Linked DNA regions of Homo sapiens: region 2 is linked to region 1. Evidence: chromatin loops called from intact Hi-C (ENCODE). Cell type or tissue: A673. All regions are shown on one strand. Each heading gives the region's core, and the rest is flanking DNA. Links, peaks and the distances in the headings are about the cores only. Region 1 has its middle 68 kb from the start of RGS18. Region 2 has its middle 26 kb from the start of RGS18.

Region 1 (4,410 bases), core at 211-4,210:
CTTTATGTATTTTGAGATACTCTCTGACTTATATAGGGTTTTGTCAAAAGCAAATCTTGAAACAAAGGTTTTAACACAGGTAATTCACTTAGAAAATAATCTTAAGAAGTATCTCTCCGGGGGCCGGGTGCGGTGGCTCACGCCTGTAATCCCAACACTTTGGGAGGCTGAGGCGGGCGGATCACGAGGTCAGGAGAACTAGACCATCCTGGCTAACACGGTGAAAACCCGTCTCTACTAAAAATACAAAAAAATTAGCTGGGCGTGGTGGTGCATGCCTGTAGTCCCAGCTACTTGGGAGGTTGAGGCAGGAGAATGCCGTGAACCCGGGAGGCGGAGCTTGCAGTGAGCCTAGATCGCGCCACTGCACTCCAACCTGGGCGACAGAACGAGACTCCGTCTCAAAAAAAAAAAAAAAAAAGAAAAAAAAAAGCATCTCCCCACAAAAAAAGAGGGAAAATGAAAAGAGGCTCAGGAGAGAAAAGCCAATAAAATGTGCATTAATTAATGATGTGTCACTGTTACCAACTGTAGCTCAATCTCTTTGGGGGAATTTCTGAGAAACTGTAACATGCCTCAGAATTACCTTACCAGGCAATGGGAGCTTAGGACATGCACAGACTTCCATCCGTGGTAGATTGTTCTGGGCACATCTTCTCCATCCCTGCCACTCTAGGCTGTATCACATTACTGTGAAACAAGCTCTTGTCGGTCCGAGAATGAGTGTTTCTGTGTCAGAAACCACAACTTCAGGTAAACTCGGGTATATCAAGGGAAGTGATATGAGGCATCTAAAGAACTGCTGCTGTCCAACACTCATACCTCCTAAATTTGCTCATGCCTCACAATGAACATACTTGTTGCTGGTACTCCATGCAGATGGCTAGCTACAATCTATATATTTTTTTAAAAATCTTAAACTATAAGGCTGGTAGAGACAGCTAATCATGTTGCTGCCACTAATCTAAAATATATAATTGGTATTCTTCGTATTAACCCTTTATCACCTATTCTAGATTACCTTCATCCGCAGGAGCATGTTTTCTGACCTAGATTGCTTGCCTTGTGGACTCAAACCTTTATCCCTTAGGGCTATGAATCTCAGTCACCTTGCTTTTATCTGGCTATGGTGGCTATAATTGCATTTTAACTATTGTTACTGGGCAATGCTCCAGTGTATCCCTTAAGTTCCAAGACATATCTCTCTTTGCTGTTATTATAAAGCATCAACCCGACCTATTATGACAGTAGTTCACTACTTTATCTGATGGCCTACTGGCATGAGGTGCCCAAAATGATTTAGTATCAGTTATATCATTAGGTTTAATGGAACCCTTGCTGTGTCTTTTGGTCGACGCATCCCCTGATTCCCCATTGTATGACACTGCCTTTACAGTCCAATATTTCACTTACCTTTAGAGCCTAATGTTGCGTGGAAGACAAATAAAAGTTCTCTAAGTAGATTGCTGAGAGTGAAGATAGCAGCCATTTCTATTTCTATCCTGTGGTTCTTGGTTTCACATGTTTTAGCTACTGGATGCAAAACAGCATCTAATTGTTATTGACTCAGTGTTAATACCTTATCCTGGAGGAGATTTTTCCAACCTGGCAAGATATCTCTTCCAAGTTTTCATCTTAGGTGAGTGAATCTTTGAATATTTATTCCAAAATTCAGGGTGTGAATTTTTGGGCAATATGCTATATGACAGGATTGGTGAATCCCATGAGTGCATGTTTATTGTTATAGCTCCTTTGCTATACAATTACTTCATTAGTTAAGGGCAGTATCATTTAGTATGGGACATTAGTAAATCTGTCAGAAATTAGATAGTAGTGCTGAGGCAAGGAAGAAAAACATTATTTCAGAGTGAAAAACTGTTGCACCAACAATGAATCACTGATTTGTTCATGATAGAAGAGATTTGATGTATACAACATAGCACCAAGTGGTTCTCCGCTGCTGAAAAGTTCAGACATTCAGTAATGTTTGGAACAATAAAAGCCTTGGTACAAGGGAGTCTATACCTTTTGTGGCCATATAACTTTTGTCCCTGCCACCATGATACTCCACTTTTTAGTTAATTGAGCCAGCAATAGAATGACCAAAGACAGAGGCTGGATGACATCTACTGGACAAGTCTTTTTTATCTAACTAGTTGTTCGGCATCTTCTCTGTAGCTGATGTTTTCTTGTAGGCTTTGATGCGATATACAAAATGCTTCATACTTCAGGTCCACTCACACTCAGGTCCCATTCACATTACTCTCCATCATAACTCCTTTACTATACTTTTCAATCTTGTCCATTCTAGTCTGTTAACAAACTAACTAGGCCATTCACCATTGCCCAACAATCTGTATATTCATCTCAACTACTTTTTCCTGTGTAAAAGGAAATGACTAAGCATATTGCTTAAATTCTTACTACTGGGAAGATTTCTGTTTTCTGTGTCTTTAGGACCACCCCCTATGGAGCCGTGTGTAAAAATATTCATTTCTGGCTTCCATTCAAATACCAGGATAATTCATCTGTAAACTAGGCTCAGGATTTTTTTTTCTTTATTTTCAGTTGAACAGGGAACGTCGACAAGACCATTGGTAGGGTCTGAGGGAGGGACAACTGTGTAATAGAGACAGGTAATTTGTCCATGTAAGCTACCTCTTCAAGTAACAAGTAAATTATTAGTGACTTCTGGATCTCCTTTGGTTTGATCTCAAGTATACCATTTTCATCATATGCATATCCTATCTTACGTTGTGGTGGTAGTGACAATATCTAGCTTATATTGGCAGTTCTAGTTTTAGTGCAGCTTGATGTCTGTAGCCAGGCACTCAGTCTCTACTAGGCACAAGGAGCACACCAGGATCTCCTTTTCATATGATAAGTAGTTTTCTCCTTGAGGTTTGCACTCCAACCTCTATTGAGACATATTAGAAACACCATATAACATTCCTATCTACCATGGAAATCTCTAGTTTCGGTGAGATAGTATACAAAAAGTAAAAATGATTAAATTTTTTTATAGAGAGCAGGAAAGGGAAAATAGCTCTGGGAAAGATAATGATTTGCTTCATCATTTAGAGATATATGAACATCTTTACTAATAGAAATTGAAAAGCCATATTTTCTAGATCAGGGTTTGTCACACTATGGCCAATAGGACAAACCTGACTCATCATCTATTTTTTCAGATAAAGGTTTATTGGTATACAGCCACTTGCATTCATTTACATATTGCCTATGGCTAATTTTGTGCTACAATGACAGAGTTGACACAGACCATATGGCTTGCAAAGCCTGAAATATTTACTAAGTGGCCCTTTACAGAAAAAGATTGTTGATTGCAGCTCTTGATCTAGAGCTGCATGACAAGTGCCAGAGCAGTGTGGATCTGCACCATCATTTATAGCACATCAGCTGCAACTTTTCTACTCTTCATTTAAGTTAATAATAATGTATTATCACACCATGATTCATCTGTCTTTTTCAGCAACCATATTGATATGATGAATGGGGATATTGTGGGAATCACTCATTACTCCTACCACTTTTAAGACTTTGAGGGTTGAACTAACATTTTTAATTCCACTGATGATGCATTATTGTCTCTGATTTACTAGTGGCTGGAGCTTTAGGAACTTTGACTTGACTCTTGTCCACTAACCAGAGTGGTTTTGTTAGCTGATAAGTATATCCATCTTAATTGTGTGCTCTGAATACAGGGAAGCAAACACAGCATGGGTCCACAGACTCATATGAACCCTCACCCAGTGGACAGCAGCCAGAGAACTATTTCTCAGTGGCCTCCTCAACAGAAGAACTATGCTGATATTTGCTTCAGCTCTGTCCAATACCTCTCAAAATACTAAATAATTCCCTTTTCCCATTGTTCTGTTACTCTGGTAGATAGCCAAGGTTGGGATACATTCACTATATACACTTGTAAATTTAAAATTAATGCTCTCTGCCTTAGATTTCCATAAAGTGAAGACTATTATCTCTTACAGGGGTTCACAATGGTATCTCCATTCTAATTAAGTTGGTCTTTCTAAATTTTTGTCATAGCCCTTAGTCAGACAAATATTTCCCCCACTGGCAATATTTTTTTACATTTATTTTTCTAAATCTCACATATTCGCTAAAATCCAAATAAAGAACTGTTTGTTTGTTTATTTATTTATTTTTGTTTTTGTTGTTGTTTTGGAAGCCTTTGCTTTGGAAATGCTCCCTCTGACATCAACTAGGTGACTGCCTTGAGTTGTTCTTCAACTCTTGAATTATTTAAGTCTTCATACCTCAGTTAAACAATGCAACAAGCAAGCAGGTAAACCTTAGTATGAGCTAGTAGTTTCATATATATCTATATTTAATCTTCACAAAATCACCATGAGATATGTGTAATTATTTTTG
Region 2 (4,410 bases), core at 168-4,167, 94 kb after region 1:
TGGGACAACAGGTATAAGCCACCATGCTCAGCTGATTTTTAATTTTTTTTTGTATAGATGAGGTCTCACTCTATTGCCCAGGCTGGTCTCAAACTCCTGGGCTCAAGCGAGTCTTCTGCCTCAGCCTCCCAAAATACTGGGATTACAGTGTGAGCCACTGTGCCTGGCCAAGAATGCATTTTCTTGCCTTTTCCAGCTTCTAGAGGCTGCTTGCATCCCTTGGCTCATGGCTCCCTCCCGAAGCCAACATTGGGGGTTTCAGTTTTTCTCCCATGGCATCATTTTAATATTGACTTTTCTGCCTCTATCTTCCATATTTAGAGACACCTGTGACTACATTGATTCCACATGAATAAACCATGATACTCTCTGTTTTAAGGTCAACTAACTAGCAATCTTAATTTCATCCATTACCTTAATTCCCCTTTGCCTTGTAACTTAACATACACATAAATTTTGAAGATTGAGGCCTGGATGTGTTTGAAGGTGATTCTTCTTCTTATATCCATTTATAGCAAAAAAAAAAAAATTCAGAAAACAGGGTGCGGGTAACATTAAATAATGTTGATAGTTGAGATTTTGGTTGAATGACAATGTGCCACATCCAAGGTAGAAGTGATTTGGAGTCTACATGCATTTTGTTTTTCAGACAGATTTCTGCTATGGTCTCTCTGACTGACGCTTACATTTTAGAATTCAGATCTCTAATAAAATGTGATTGTGGAAATAAGAATAATTTTTTTTTTGTCTTCACAAGTCATTTATGTCCTTTACCTCCTCACTCCTGGTACAAAGTGGTTCTTTTAATATAGTGATATATTAAAGTTATTCTCTGAGTCACAGATGAGTGATACATTCAGGAAAATATGACTAATTTGCCTGTTAGCGACAGCCTTTCAGAGCAGTTTTTCCCAACTATTTCAAACACAAATATGTTTTTATAGTATCAATATAATCTTACACCATGCTTGTTGTGGTACTTTCAGCATCTGTTGATTGAGAAATACACCATGACAAAAACTACAGTGATTTTAGTAATGCTTTTAAGTAAGTATGTACACTATTTATCATGGCATTTATGTGTTTCAGACAATGAGATATATAAGTGCATGATGTAATATTACATATTTATTTTACATCCATGACTTACATGCAAAAATATTCACCTTCACTTTGTAATCACTCTGCACTTCAGAAATCCATGGTATACCAGATTATAAACTACTTCCTAAAAGTCAAAACCACTCAATTCTATCTCTCCAATCCTCATCAATGATTATGTTTTTGTTCAAAAATGCCACTGTCTTATTTCTGACATGTAAATAGAAGAAGCAAGATCTTAAACTTACATGGAAAAAGTGTTGAAACTTCTAAAGAAGTATGCAAGTAAATTGATTTTTCATTCTTATCTCTAGTAGTTGTCTTGCATAAAAAAGATATAATTTTAAACTAATATACAAAATTAAATAAGATATTCTCATTAAATTATACTTAATAGTTTAGCCCACAGCTCTCAGAACAAATCCTTAAAAACTGTTGAGCCAAATGCATATTCAAATTTTACACCTGATTGAAGCCTTCAAGAAACAGGATGCCTACTTTTGATAAACCCAACTTCCATGAAAGCGGGAGTATTTTGTAGGCATTTATAATAATATTAAACTCTCCAGCAGAAACCTGAAACATATTATTGTTTCATTGAGTTCTCTATATTGGAGAGATTGCTTTGGTTTATGGGATCATAATTAGAAAGTAACTTTTAAAAATGATGCATTTGATTAGGTTCATAAATTCCTAATTATCAATGGACAAATAGTGCATTTTCATAGGCTTCTCATTTAATTTTTCTTTTTCTCTGCTTTTCATTTTCTGGTAAAATTACTATTTACTAGAATATTTATTAGAAAAAATACAGAGAGTTAAAATTTTAAATAATCATCATAATACAAATATTTCTTGTTTGCTTATTGAGATTTACTTAGAAGAATGTAGAGAGTAAATAATGTAACTAAAATAATTGCATAAAAGAGATTGTTAAAAATTTAGATTAGTAGAAAGTAAAGGTCAATGTTAAATTATATGATTTGGCTAGAAAAATAAATCACTTCAACTTGTTCCATTCATTTTTTTTTTAAATACTGCCTTTAGAAGTATTATCTTTCCATTGAGATTTGGCCTGAAGTTCCTAGATATGTAAATGGTTCCCCAAGTTTACTTAGATGATGCATTTAAAGTTGTTTTTACTAAAATATATCTTGGAAGTAGACTGTAGGCTTTTTTGATCAGGTGACAGTGGTATTATTTTATTTTGAAATAACCATCTGGATTTAAGATTATTGTGGGCCTACTAATGCAGATATCATGTTAAAAATTTATAACTTTATAATAGTTAAAATTTCCTGAAATCTGATGGAGAAAGACAATTATATAAGAGAAAGCTACTGGCATATTTCCATTGCTAGGGGCTAAAGGCACAGAACATTTACAGATTAAATAGTGCATAAATTTTAGTTTATGTGCCTATTATAGCCACTGTCGACAGGAAACAGGATGCACGCAGTGTGAAACATGGCTTGCAGTGCCACTGGAGGCTTGTTCTCTGAAATTCACCGAGTATACTGCCATTAACAGCATGTGTACTAGCAGCCTCACATTTTGGGTTTATTTACAAAGCTAAACAATGTATTGAAAGTTGATTATCGATCATAAATATTTTCATAAACAGTCATTGAATTTTTTTCTCAAGAGAGTATTAATCACTAAAAACCAGTAACAGGTAAACAGAGCATCTTATTTTTCAGACCGTCAAGTAAACTTTCTAAGTAAATTTCTGGTACAGCAGGAAATCTACACTAGTTACTTAAAAGTCATGTGATTTTTTAGGAATGCTGTGATGAAAGTATTTTATTACCAGTGCTTTTATAAATATCATGTGATTTGAGAGTGAATTTTAGTTTCTTCCTTTGAAAACTATGTAGAGACACAGAACAGAGTTTAGCCCAGATTAAATACCAAAATGCTAAAAAATTGTGTGTTCTACTGGTTAGATGTTATTGTTTAATATTTAACTCGAGAGAAGCAATGATAGGTAGCTTTGAAGAGCATAGATTTGAGCCTCAGCCTGTCTTGTGCTCATCAATTGCTAGTTAAGTGAACTGCAGGCCAGTTAGCTTCACTATGCTTCAGTTTCTTAATTTTTTTTTTTTACATGATGATACTAATAGTACTTACCTCAAAAAGTTGTCATGAGGATGGAATACAGGTATAGCACTTAAAACACTGCCTGACATCTTATAACTGCTTTTTGAAAAAAAGTATTAACCCGTTTATTATTTTCAGTGTCTAGTACATGACAGGTAATGTGCTACCCTGGAGTCCCAAAGCCAAAGTGTTCTGGCTCCTTTTCTCAAAGAACTTACAACGCAGTCTAAAAGAAATACCATTTGACACAGCCATCCCATTAATGGGTATATACCCAAAGGATTATAAATCATGCTGCTATAAAGACACATTCACACGTATGTTTACTGCCGCACTATTCACAATAGCAACGACTTGGAACCAACCCAAAAGTCCATCATTAATCAGACTGGATTAAGAAAATGTGGCACATATACACCATGGAATACTATGCAGCCATAAAAAAGGATGAGTTCATGTCCTTTGTAGGGACATAGATGAAGCTGGAAACCATCATTCTCAGCAAACTATCCCAAGGACAAAAAACCGAACACCACATGTTCTCACTCATAGATGGGAATTGAACAATGAGAACACTTGGACACAGGGTGGGAAACTTCACACACCGGGGCCTGTCATCGGGTAAGGAGAGCGGGGAGGGATAACATTAGGAGATATACCTAATGTAAATGACAAGTTAATGGGTGCAGCAAACCAACATGGCACATGTATACATGTGTAACAGACCTGCACGTTGTGTACATGTACCCTAGAACTTAAAAATATAATAAAAAAAAGAAAAAAAGAGAAAAGAATGCATCTTAATAGATCATCTCAATATAATGTGTTAAGGGTTCTAACATGAAATTTGTGCTGGTTGCCATGGGAGAAGCTTGGTTCTGTTTTAGGTATAAGAGAAAGCTTTCTGGAACATAATATCTGAGCTGCTTTTTTGAAGATAAGAAGTTATCTGAGTGAAGAAGCAGAGGAAGAGCATCTCAGTCAGAAAACAGCACGATAGAAGACACAGAGGCATGTAATAATCTGATGTATGCAAGGAACTTCAAGCAATTCCACATCAGAGAGATTAATCACAGAGGCCTACACCTGGGTATGACAGCACCCTCCTACCCCCCACCCTGCCTCCTCCTCTGTTTGGTATAACTCAAATGCTTTTATATTGGACATGGATGCTCCAACTCAACAGGGTGTTTACTGCTCATTTAAGGT

The links. A loop is a pair of places that touch in the nucleus more often than their neighbours do. Peaks named below come from ENCODE experiments on the same cell type or tissue, not always from the same donor. Only the 100,000 strongest peaks of a DNase experiment are listed, where the experiment ranks them.
Region 2: it touches region 1 in a loop (2.4-fold over the local background); 1 of 110 quality-filtered maps calls a loop at or near these places.

What each region holds. Positions count from the first base shown.
Region 1 is chr1:192,223,917-192,228,326 of GRCh38, reverse strand. No RefSeq gene overlaps it. Among named protein-coding and RNA genes, the nearest start is that of RGS18, 68 kb to the right of the region's middle. In A673, for the core only: no CTCF peak of the experiment used is centred there; DNase peaks (open chromatin) are centred at 2,466, 2,836 and 3,266; H3K27ac peaks cover 3,222 bases.
Region 2 is chr1:192,130,258-192,134,667 of GRCh38, reverse strand. No RefSeq gene overlaps it. Among named protein-coding and RNA genes, the nearest start is that of RGS18, 26 kb to the left of the region's middle. In A673, for the core only: a CTCF peak has its summit at 2,569; a DNase peak (open chromatin) is centred at 2,547; H3K27ac peaks cover 2,739 bases.